Linked DNA regions of Homo sapiens: regions 2 and 3 are each linked to region 1. Evidence: chromatin contacts called from ENCODE Hi-C or POLR2A ChIA-PET data. All regions are on one chromosome and are shown on one strand. Each heading gives the region's core, a stretch centred on a gene start or an enhancer-like site at or near the end of the contact. The rest is flanking DNA. Distances are from core to core; before and after follow the strand shown.

Evidence for each region. A loop is a pair of places that touch in the nucleus more often than their neighbours do. ChIA-PET counts read pairs that join two places held with the same protein, here RNA polymerase II (POLR2A). Pooled maps may share reads with other maps.
Region 2: a loop to region 1 is called in a map of MCF 10A, with 22 times the contacts of the local background. The contact joins the enhancer-like site here to the promoter of TLN2 in region 1. A Hi-C loop is called at or near these places in 2 of 168 maps with a recorded cell type or tissue (MCF 10A and gastrocnemius medialis) and 3 of 50 pooled maps. POLR2A ChIA-PET finds 5 or more read pairs at or near these places in 1 of 52 experiments (WTC11).
Region 3: a loop to region 1 is called in a pooled map, with 18 times the contacts of the local background. The contact joins the promoter of VPS13C here to the promoter of TLN2 in region 1. A Hi-C loop is called at or near these places in 1 of 37 single-sample maps with no recorded cell type and 10 of 50 pooled maps. POLR2A ChIA-PET finds 5 or more read pairs at or near these places in 3 of 52 experiments (H1, T-cell and activated naive CD8-positive, alpha-beta T cell).

The regions. Positions count from the first base shown.
Region 1 is chr15:62,388,753-62,392,354 of GRCh38, forward strand. TLN2 (talin 2) reads left to right here and starts at 1,798. Exons shown (of 59, transcript NM_015059.3): 1 at 1,798-1,933. RefSeq lists enhancers at 1,218-1,287, 2,206-2,820 and silencers at 1,454-1,650, 1,698-2,027.
Region 2 is chr15:62,895,235-62,898,836 of GRCh38, forward strand. No RefSeq gene overlaps it. Among named protein-coding and RNA genes, the nearest start is that of MIR190A, 73 kb to the left of the region's middle. RefSeq lists an enhancer at 2,361-3,126. Within about 2 kb of position 1,862, at least 22 of the 41 ENCODE cell types and tissues checked have a DNase peak (open chromatin) inside an H3K27ac peak, as active enhancers do; they include gastrocnemius medialis, where a contact is called at or near this core.
Region 3 is chr15:62,058,664-62,062,265 of GRCh38, forward strand. VPS13C (vacuolar protein sorting 13 homolog C) reads right to left here and starts at 1,784. Exons shown (of 85, transcript NM_020821.3): 1 at 1,612-1,784. The coding sequence starts at 1,711. It overlaps VPS13C-DT (VPS13C divergent transcript), which reads left to right and starts at 1,840. Exons shown (of 2, transcript NR_135690.1): 1 at 1,840-2,180; 2 at 2,305-3,602. RefSeq lists a silencer at 1,646-1,995 and an enhancer at 2,046-2,095.

The sequences.
Region 1 (3,602 bases), core at 548-3,047:
TAAACCTGGCATTTGGACCATAAAAATATGGTTATTCTTTGTTAGTAAACCAAGGAACAATTTAGGTGGCATTAATTTAGTGAGCTTATTACCAGGCTCATACAGAAATCAATAAACATGTACTTTTTAATCAACCCCTGAGGTGGCTTGTTGCCACCACTAGTTATTCTGTGAGACTGGTGAATGTTTAAAAAGGCGTGGTGAACAAAAATACTTTACCTGTACAATGAGAAATTGTGCCCTGCAATTTTTAGGACTTTCTCAAGTTGCCAAGTAATTGGTTCTCTCACTGTGCATTGATAATGTATACTTTGTTAGCTTTACAGTTTATATTCTGCAATAAGTTACAAAGTTGTACCCTAAGGTTATCTTTGCTGCTATGATACATACAGTCCGGTTCATCAGCCTGGTTAAGGACAGGGTATTGTTCTCACAGAATGTCCAGCCTTATCCAATGTTCCAACGGACTTATTCAAAATAATTTCAATTTACAAAATCAATTCAGTCTCCGGTTTATGGTGACAGCAGTTTCTTTCTCTGAGAAACACTAAAAAGTTGCCAGCAGTTCCATTTGAGTAACTGAATAGATTTGCTACCTATTTCCTGGTCCATTCTGTATTGGGATGGAAATAATGTCGTCTTTCCTTTTTTTTTTCTTTTTTGAGACAGAGTCCCGCTCTGTCATCCAGGCTGGAGTGCAGTGGTAGGATCACCGCTCATGCAGCCCCCGAGCTCCCGGGCTCAAGCGATCCTCCCACCATTCTCCCCAGTAACTGGGACTACAGGCATGCGCCCCCACACCCGGCTGATTTTTAATTTTTTTTGTAGAGATAAGGTCTCGCTATATTGCCCAGGCCGATCTTAAACTCCTTGGGCTTGAGATCTTCCTGCTTTGGCCTCCCAAAGTACTAGGAGTAAAGGGGTCATGGCTAATTCTTGTTTTTTTAAATTACTAATGTGTCCCTTACAGATAAATAAAAAAGTAAAATTACTCACAATTCCACCAATCACTGAGAGACTTATTGGTGTTTATCTATCCAGTCTTTTCTGCCTTTCTCCATAAATCACAGTTTTTAAAAACGGGACCATACGGTACATAGTGTTTTGTCTCCTCACCCCCTTGAATAACCTTCACATTGTTCCATGGTATTTACAGTATTTACTAATAATGACTGTAAATGTAAGAGGTATATAACTGACTTTATTCAGGGCATGGCAAGCAGGAGTGAATTATTTTCTTCTTATCAACACAGCACGCCCCTACCGCCACTCATCCCTATAGTCGTTCTCTAAATACCTAAGTGACACCTGACCAGCAAGGTTTCAGGGTCCTTGTGCTGAAAGGAGCAGGCTCGCCTGGGGTCACGGCCCTCCGCTTCGCAGCAAGACCCCACCGCCCACCACGGCCCTCCAGTTAGCCACAGCTCGCTTCCCCCAGGACCGGGCCAGAGGTCCCGAGAGGGCACTCTGCGGACCTAGGGGCCCCAGCCTACAAGACGCTGTGTCCTGCAGTCATCCCCTTTACACAGCAGAGCCCCAATTCTGGGAAGCCGGGGTCACCCCGAGCCTCCCTTCCCCGTGACAGCTCGGCCGGTGCATCACCTTCCCTCGCGGACCCTTTCAGCATCACCACGCGTGGGAGGAAACCCAGGACGGGCGCCTGAGCCTCGGTGGCGGCCCACCCCGGTGCCGCGCGGCGCCGCGGCCGGACCGGCGCCGCGCCGTCCCCGAATGATGACGCGCTTCCTGCCCTCCCAGCGCTCTCGGGCAGTGCGCTCGCGCTCGCCCTCGGCTCTTGTTCCGCGCCCGGAGCCAGCGGCGGCGGCAGCGGCTGAGGCGGCTGCGGGAGCGGAGTGGTCGCCCAGCGCGCGGGGGGACGCGGGCTGCACTCCCGGGCAGGCGCTCTGCAATGAGACAGTAAATGCATCCCCCGGTAAGGCGCACGGCTCACTCGGGTTTTCCTCTTCCTCCAGCTGCATGCACGTTGCATGAATTTCTCGTGTCTTTTCCCTCCCCTCTCCAGAAGGAAAATGTGGGGTTTTTTTTCCTCCCTTTTGCTTCTCGTGAGTGATGCCAATGCAGGAAAAACCCGTAAAGCTCCCAGATTTGATGGTCTAGGAGGGCTTCTTGCAGGAAAATAAAAATAAAATGAAATTAATGCACCTGTCTATTGCACATGTATGTTTCACTGCACCGGACCCGGGCGCAGCGGTTTGCAAACAGCCTCGCAGTCGGCGCCAGAGAGCGGATTCCTGGCCGTGGGCAGCCGGTCCCCTCCGGGGCTCTCGCTGGGTTTCCGGTAACTGGGCTTTGAAAAGCGGCCCCGCCTGCATAGAGTGTCCCCTCGACCCCAGCCGGGCCCCCGCGCCAGAAGAGTTGGCGCTGGAGGAGCAGCTTCATTCCAGCACTGGCCGCCGGGACTCCAGCGCCACTTTGCAAACAAGTCTCCCGCCGAGGCTCTGGGCTAAGACAGCCCGCCAGTGCGGAGTTCCTTCTCCGGTGCCGGACACTCAGACCTGCCGATCCCACGACTGCCCTTTACTTGGCAATCTCGCCACGGGCGAACTGCTGGCCGCTGAGCGACGGGGGCAGTGCCGGGCCGAGAGCGGGGCCAGGCTTTGCATCCAGTGCGGCTGGCCTCACACAGACTCAGCGGCTCCCTCTCCTTCCTCGGTCCCACGAGCTGAAATTTTGCGCCCATTGGAAGCTGGAGGGACCTGGAGACGAGTATTTCGGGATCCCTGAGGGGACCGAGGAACGACTTTCGAGGGCGCCATATTTTCAGTGGGTCTTGACTGCGGAGGGGAGGGGGCGAGCAGTTTCTGGGTCCCGGGGAGAGCCCCGCGCCCCAGTCGGAGAGGCCTGATCGGTTGTCGCCGGGAAAGTTTGCGCGCCGAGGCAGGCGCGGAGGCGGCCGCACAAGGCGCGCACGACTGCTGTCCCCGCAAGGGCGCGCGGACTACAGCGCGTCGCCACGCCAGCCGGCGGGGCTTGGGAACGAGAGCCGCCGTCACGGACAGCGTGCTGGGCTTGCCGCCTTCCTCTGTCCCGCCTGGACCCGGCCTTGGGGCTCCGAGGCTCAGGGAACACGCCCCTCTTCCCCGCAGCTACCGCTGCCCGGGTGCTCAGCCGGAGCCGTGCGCTGGGCGGCGTCCCGGGGCTGGGCGCCGAGTGTAGAGCGTTCTCCCGGTGCCCGGGCTCGCCTGGGTGCTCCGAGGGGCGCAGTAGCTCACTTCCTGGGGGAGAGGAGGCGCCTTGGTTCGTGGATCAGGACCAGGGCCTGGCCTGTGGTCGCCCCGAGGCCGCCGAACAGCCTGAGCTTCCAGTCGCCTCTTTGGCTTTAGCGGCGACAGCAGTAGCGCCCGCGGCTGCGTGTTCTGCTCTCGCAGCTCGTAGAGGCGAGGAAAGGAGGGCGTTTCCAGAAGTTGGGGCTTCAGGTGACGCGTGGGGAAACTTGGATTCTTGCTGTCCTTGAAGAGCTGGGACAACTTAGGCCAGAATTCCTGTGTCTCATAGTGAAAACTTCTGGTTCTTTCCAGAAGATGAGAGAGGAATGAACTGAAGTGTTGGCGTTGTCAAAGACATAATTAAAGACGGTTGGG
Region 2 (3,602 bases), core at 612-3,111, 510 kb after region 1:
CTTTCCAGCTGTCTTAGTCCCCCCAACACACACACACACACACACACACACACAAAGCAGACTCTGAAATAATGGCTTGTCTGCAGCTTGTTTATTTTAGGAAATGATTCAACGAATAGGAGTGGGGCGGGGGCTGGGAAGAATGAAAAAGGGATGAAGACAAAGCTGATCATCACCATAGGCAAATAGGGTCAATCCTATTAGGGACCCTAGAGGAGGGACATGGATGCATCTTGGTCTTGTCTTCAGAGACACTAATATTGCTTTTCAAATGTGGCTGTGTCATTTTACCTTACATTTCTCTATCACATATAGAGCAGAGAGTATTTGGAGCAGAGGGCGTACATTGCAGCATGAATTTACACCACTATCCTGGCATGTCTGCATGGCTGCCATTTAACTTCTCCATCATCCTATGAGGCACTTTATCATCCCTATTTTAGAAAGGAAGAAATTGAGGCTCAGAGAGGTAAAGTAAATTGCCTGAAGTCACACAGATAAAAAGTGACAGAGCCAGAACTCAAACTCTGTTTTATCTGATTCCACAGCCATTCCTTCCAACCTTAAGCTCTACCGCCTGTGTGGTGCTGGGTGTGAGTCGGAGCTAGCCTGGGTTTACCTGAGTTGCAGGGTCACCCCTCATCGCACCCTTGTCAGTCCTCAAATAGGGGTGCAACTGTTCCATGAAAGGGAACAAAGAGACTGAGCTACTAGACACCAAGCTGTTTAGGACTGAACCCATTCCTGTCCAAACGGAAGTGATCCAGAGGGACTCTGAATATTACAGAAGTCAAGAGATTTCATCATCTTTATTCAAAGAAAGGGGTTTGTTTGTTGATTTTTTGGATTTTTTTTTTGGACCACAGCTCTATCTACTCCCTGAAGAGTAAGGATTATTAAGTAAATCAGGTAATTATTGACTAAGAAGTGACTGGCCACTGCAATTGATAAATTAACCATGTCTGTTTTTCTTATGTAGCTCACTGGAAAAGAATGTGGGGGATTTCCTCTTCTTCTTCTCCAGAGGCCTTCCTGTCTTGAAGGCTAGGCTTCTCTTGCTCTGGGGGAAAGTTAAAGGCCTTTCTTTGATTTTCTAAGGGTCTGTAGACCTAACACTTACTGTTAGAGATTGCGAGGGCTGGGGAGGGGGCCAAGGGCTAGAGGTCATTCAAGGACTGGCAGGACCCTTGGGTGCCCAGCCTCTTACCCAGGACCCTGAGGTGCCAAGGCCTCTGGGGAGTGGCTGGGTGGGCAGTGTGCTTCTGGGGACTGGACACTTGCACTGTGGCCTTGAATTTGGAGGATGCCGTGAGCAGCAGCCTTTTACTGGTTTACCTGGGCATGGACAATGAGCCACTGGGCAGTGATCGTCACAGACCTGATGCCCTTCCCCCAAGTTTCAAGGATCCTGAGGCCTCAGAGTTCTGCATAGGAGGAGAGGAGGGGCCTTGAAAAGAGGCTGGGATTGAATTTTTCTGAGGTCCTAGTAGGTGTGGGGTCTAAGGACGATTTGATTTAGAAATTCATGAAATGTGTCATTTCTTGCCCCAAGCTTTGTGGAACAAGTAATACCAGTTACACTAGTGATGACCAAATCCTGCTGTAAATTGTTCTAACATATTGTATAAAACAGGCCTTACCACTTTTGTAATCCCTTGCAAATGGCTGATCGATAACCAACACAATATAATATTCCAAGCCCTTCTTTTGGTAGAAAAAATTTCCTCTAGCCTGGTAATTTAAATTCCAAATTACCTCCAGATGATGCTATTTAAATGCCCTGTGATTAAATCTGCACAAAGTGGAGTTTCTGTGGGAAACTTCGCTGCCTCCTAGGGCATCCTGCGGTGTTTTTTTAAAGGCCGGGGATCTAGAAAGGCTACTCAGGGCCTCGGAATCTTTGTCTACATGACTCAGCCTTGGGGCCCCGGGCCCTGGACACTTGCCCAGAGCTGAACATTCAGCTGGACGCGCCACAGAAGGAGCATGCGGGGAGCCAGGAAATATCTCCGGAATCTCACAATGCTTTCTCACCTACCCTTATTAGACCAAAGAGGCAGAGCCGCAGGGGTGGGGGCCGCGGGGCAGAGGGCAGCGCCTGCCGGGTGGGAGGGAACCTGTGTGTGCGCGCACACACTGTTCACGTCATAGTGTCTCCGTGTGTGTCTGCGTCTATGTATGTGTCTCTATGTGTCTGGGTATTTCTGTGTGTCTGTGTGTGCATCTCTGCATGTCTTTGCATATCTGTACATGTTTCTGTGTGCGTGGGTCTGTGTCTATGTGTGTATACATCTGTTCATATTTCTGTGTGTGTCTGTCTCTATGTGGCTGTGTCTCTGCATATCTTTGCATATCTGTACATGTTTTGGGGTGGGGGTCTGTATCTCTATGTGTCTGTGTGCCTACGTGTGTGTCTCTAAGTCTGTGTGGGTCGCTGTGTCTGTCTGTGGCTGGGAGCGGGGTCAGGAGTGCTTTTGGAGTCCCTGGTTTTCTAAGAATAGGAGGTTCACAGCAGGAGGGGGCTAACTCTTCAGTCCAGACCCCCCTCTGAGACCTGCAGACCACCTGCAGCCCCACCCAGTGTGGCCCCTGCCCCGCGTGTCTGTGGTCTGAGTGGCAGTCAGGAAAGAAAGCGAGGGCTGGGCGTGAACTTTGGTTAGGTTGAGATGCATGGGGAAGAAAGCAGAAGGGAGGGTGTGTGTGGGGAGCAGACCTGCACCCTCCCGAACAGCTGGGGAGGCCAAGGGGGGGGTAAGGCCCAAACCTCACTCCAAAGCTCCCAACATACAATCCAGCAGTTCCCAGTGGAAAACTTGCTGGGGTTTGCAAAGTACCCTCCTCCCCAAAACTGCATCTTTGAGCATGCACCCAGGCAAAGGCTCACACTTCTCTCTCTTCCCAACGCTGCTTTGGGAAACCCTCCTGCACCAGAGAATGTGGGACAGGGACACCCTTACTTTCGAATGCCAACTTTGGTTGGGCACTCCTCTGGACGCTTTCCATTGATCTCACTTAATGCACTTAACAGTGACCTAGGCTTTGTTATTCCTCTTTTACAAATAAGGAAACTGAGGTACAGGGAGGGGAAGCGGGTTGCTTAAGATAACAAGCTGATGAGTGTCAGAGCTGAGGCAGAACCCAGGTGTGCTGAATTCCGGAGTCATTTTCTTACCTGACAGCCCTCTACCTCTGGATGGCCCTCTCTTTACATTTAGAAGTGTGTGTGTGTGCGCGACACACACACACACACACACACACACACACACACCTTAGAGCCCTTTTATAAGACACTAGAGCCTAGACAGCAAGGGTGTCCACGTCATGGTAGTCTCCATTTACCATGTACATACAAAACCACAACAGAACTGTAGGTCTAGTGAAAGCCATTCTTTTACACCCTCCTCCTCTTTCCACAGATGGAAAAAGAATCGCAAATAAGCATAATGTGAAGAGCATGAGCTTTGGAATAAGCAAGCCTGGAATTACAATTTTCTTTTATTAGCTCTGTGGCTGTAATACTCAACTTTTGCAAGCTTCAGTTTCCTCGTCTGTGAAATGGAATAATAGCACTTACCTCATTGGCTGTTGTATGGATTAAATGA
Region 3 (3,602 bases), core at 534-3,033, 330 kb before region 1:
AGGGGTACTGAAGCCAATCCCCCATAGATACCAAGGGACTATTGTATTGTTGGGCAAACCACAGTGAACCAATCAAATGATCAGCCACCTATTAAAAACAGGCTCTTGCCAGGCACTATAGCTCACACCTGTAATCCTAGCACTTTGGGAGGCTGAGGCAGGAGGATCACTTCAGCCCAGGAGTTGGAGGCTGCAATGAGCTACGATCTTGCCACTGCACTCCAGCCTTGGCAACAGAGCAAGTCCTTGTCTCAAAAAGACAAGCCAAAAAAAAAAAACAACAACAACAACAACCAGGCTCTTCCGTAATTCAGGGTATAAACAGCATTGCCCAATATATGTTCCATATACGTAATTATAAATTTTAGAAGCCAAGTTTAAAAAGAAAAAAAGTAAAACTAAAAAACACGGGAAATACACTTTAATATTATATTTAATTTAACCCAATATATTCAAATATTATTTCAACACATAAGCAACATAAAAATTATTGAGGTATTATTTTTTTCTCCTACTTCATTAGGAGTAATGCTTATTCAAAACGATGTTTTAATTCATACAGCAAGTCTCAATTAGCACTAACCTCATATCAAGTGCTCCACAGCTACAGTGGCTAGTGGTTACCCTAGTGGACAGGGGAAGTCTATAGCTATTTGTTGTTGCTTGAATTAAAAGCAGATCCATACATTTGAGTCGTTTTTTGAATTTTCCTCCAAAGCTGACAAAGTTCCCAAACCTTTTGTGGAGTGAGAAAGTCCCAAAGTCCTCAAAGCTTAACACGTAATTCATGCAAACGATTAAGCTCGTTGAAGAGTGTATGTTTAAGTACACTATTTCCTGAATACTTTTATACACTTAATCTCCAGGATAAAAACGTTGGCATAAATTCCTGAGCATGCAACCAAGCAGACACCTAATTAATGACGATGCTGGTCGAGGCTTGAATTTCTCTCTATTGCTCCAAAACAAAATTCAAAATCCTCTTCGTATTGACGGAAAAGTAAATATTAAAGGAAGAAATCATTTTCACAGGAGCTGAAAGCATTAAGAGTAAGAATCCCTAAGCACACGCCTATCTTAAAGATCTCCTGCCCGTTCCTCTCCAAACCCGGTAATCCTAAAGAGAAGGAACCCAGTTCTTGCTCCCTGTAAAATGATAGTGAAGATAACTGCGAGATGCAACTTCCTCCTTTTTTCTTAGTGCCACTTCGAGCGTATATGACCAGACAACCATGCTCACTCCACGCGATACCGAAACAGAAAGGGCTCTGTTTTTATGCTGTAGGGCCAAAGGGGCCACCCTGAGTGCAGCGAGAGGACCACAGAAACGGGCAGGGCGGGGACAGCAGGGCCAGGGCTTGGCCTCGGGGGACGAGAAAGGTGGGAACTTTGGCAGCGCGGGCGGGATCCCGCCGCATCTCCCCAGCCGGAGTCGGGACTGGGACCCCGAGAATCCGCGGGCGGCAGAGGCTCCCGCATCTAGCACCTGCCGCACCGGGATGGGGAGTCTCAGGCGGCGCAGGGAGCAGGGCCCGGGCAGAATCCCGGACGGAGCAGCCCTCGGCTGGGCCCTCAGCGCCCGCAGCCCACTGGCCGCGCCCTCTCGCTTACCGCCCCAGATGCCCAGCTTCAGCTGGGACTTGTTCAGGTTCTCCACATAGTCCCCCAGGAAGCGGTTCAGCAAGTCCGCGACCACCGACTCCAGCACCATGGTGGCGCTGAGGCACAAGGAGAGGGAGGAGCCGGAACCGCCCGGCGCAGCTGAGGGCTGCGACCAGCGCTGCAAATGACAGCCCCTCCGGCGCAGGCCCACCCCCGCGCCGCGCGCGTGACCCCGCCGGTGCGCAGGCGCGCTGTCGCCCGGCCGGTAGCTAAGGAGGCCCAGCTGTGATCCCGAGGCTTTGTAGGCGCCGCAGCCCTGGCCCTCTAGAGGCCGACGGAGGAGTGCGGGGGAAGTTAGCTTGCGCCTGTCTCGTCAGCCGTGCACGAGAAAAAAAAGGACCTTCGAGAAGAACAAGGGAGGGCAAGAGTTACCGAGTACAGGGACATCTATGTGGCCGCTCTGCTTTCCCGCCGTCACCTGCTGTTGAACTCCGGCCGCATCGCGGTGTCCGGAGCCGCCTGGCCTGGAGTATGCGCTGAGCGTCACCTAGGCAACCACCCCTGCACCTGTGGATCAGGTGGGGGAAAGGGACCGACCGCGTTCTTGTCCTGCTAGAGTTCGACTCCGCCTGGGGCTTGGTCTCTGCTTCTTGAAAACATTGTTTTTTTATTTTGTTTCTGTTTTGTTTTGTTTTGAGACAGGGTCTCGCTCTGTTGCCAAGGGTAGAATGCAGTGTCGGGATCATAGCTCACTACAGACTTGACATCCTGGACTCAAGAGATCCTCCTGTGTCAGCCTCCCGAGTAGCTGGGACCACTGGCGCGCGACAAATAATTTGAAAGTGGGAGGAGGGGAACAGAACCACATCAAATGGCAGATATCATAGAATGAGAACTGAATATACGCGTTTTGTGGGAAACGCGTTCTTTTCCCCTTTCTCTAAGATTCGCTTTTAATTCACTAGCCACTAACCAGTTACCTATCTCATTACAGATATAAAAAACAAAACGTAGTAGTGCCTTTTTAAGTATGAGTTACTTGTTATTTATATATCACTTTCTTCCATGCTATCGTTGAACTGTCTTTGATGTAGCACGACCTTAAAAGCAGAGCTTTTATACCACAAGATCTTTCAACCCTTGTGAAATTTAACCACCCATTGAGATTCACCTCTTTAGAGAACTAGAAATTTTTTCCTAAAATATATTTCAAAAAGTTGTTGAGATACAGTACACAGGAAGAAACCTAAGAAATGCTGATTATTTGTAGTCACAAGCATTAATAAGTGCTTTGCTACGAGGAAGTGTCTGAGAAACTATTCGTGTATTTTTCTTAAACAACCTAGGCTTGCACAGGATCACAAAGAAAAATCTTAAATTCAAAGTCCGCTGGAGAAGAAAGAAAATCAAAATGGCTACAATTGGTGTTGTGTATTAAATAAAATTAAAAGTACAAAGAAAGACCCAGTCAGTACTAACTAGTACTATCAAGATCACATTCCTCTCCCACTTTTGCACACTCCATTCCTCTTTAAGAAGATAAATCCTTAACCGTCTGTTTTTCCTAGCTGGTCACAAAGACAAAATACTAGTAAGTACTTTGGATTTCTTCACCATCCACAACCAAATAACAGCCTAACCTGTCTATTTTGCTTTTGCCATCTTTCCTAAATTCTCCATGTTTTTCTTCTGGACCATGCCATCCATCTCCTTGAAATTCACTTCCTAGCCTCCAGTTATTCCTTCCTCCAGTCTATTCTCATGAACACCGGATGTGTTTTCCCAAAGCACAGGTGAGCTTAGGTTAGTCACCTGCTCAAAAACATCCAATAACTTCCCAGTGTTTAGAACACTCTCTTCAAACTTTCTCCACGTTCTTTCTAGTCATACACTCTAACAATCCCGCTTCCTTTTTACATTCACACTGACTATGCTCCAAGAGGAATGTAAAGAAGCAATATATGTTCTGGTTGAGATAAGGCATGTACCATAAAAAGTTA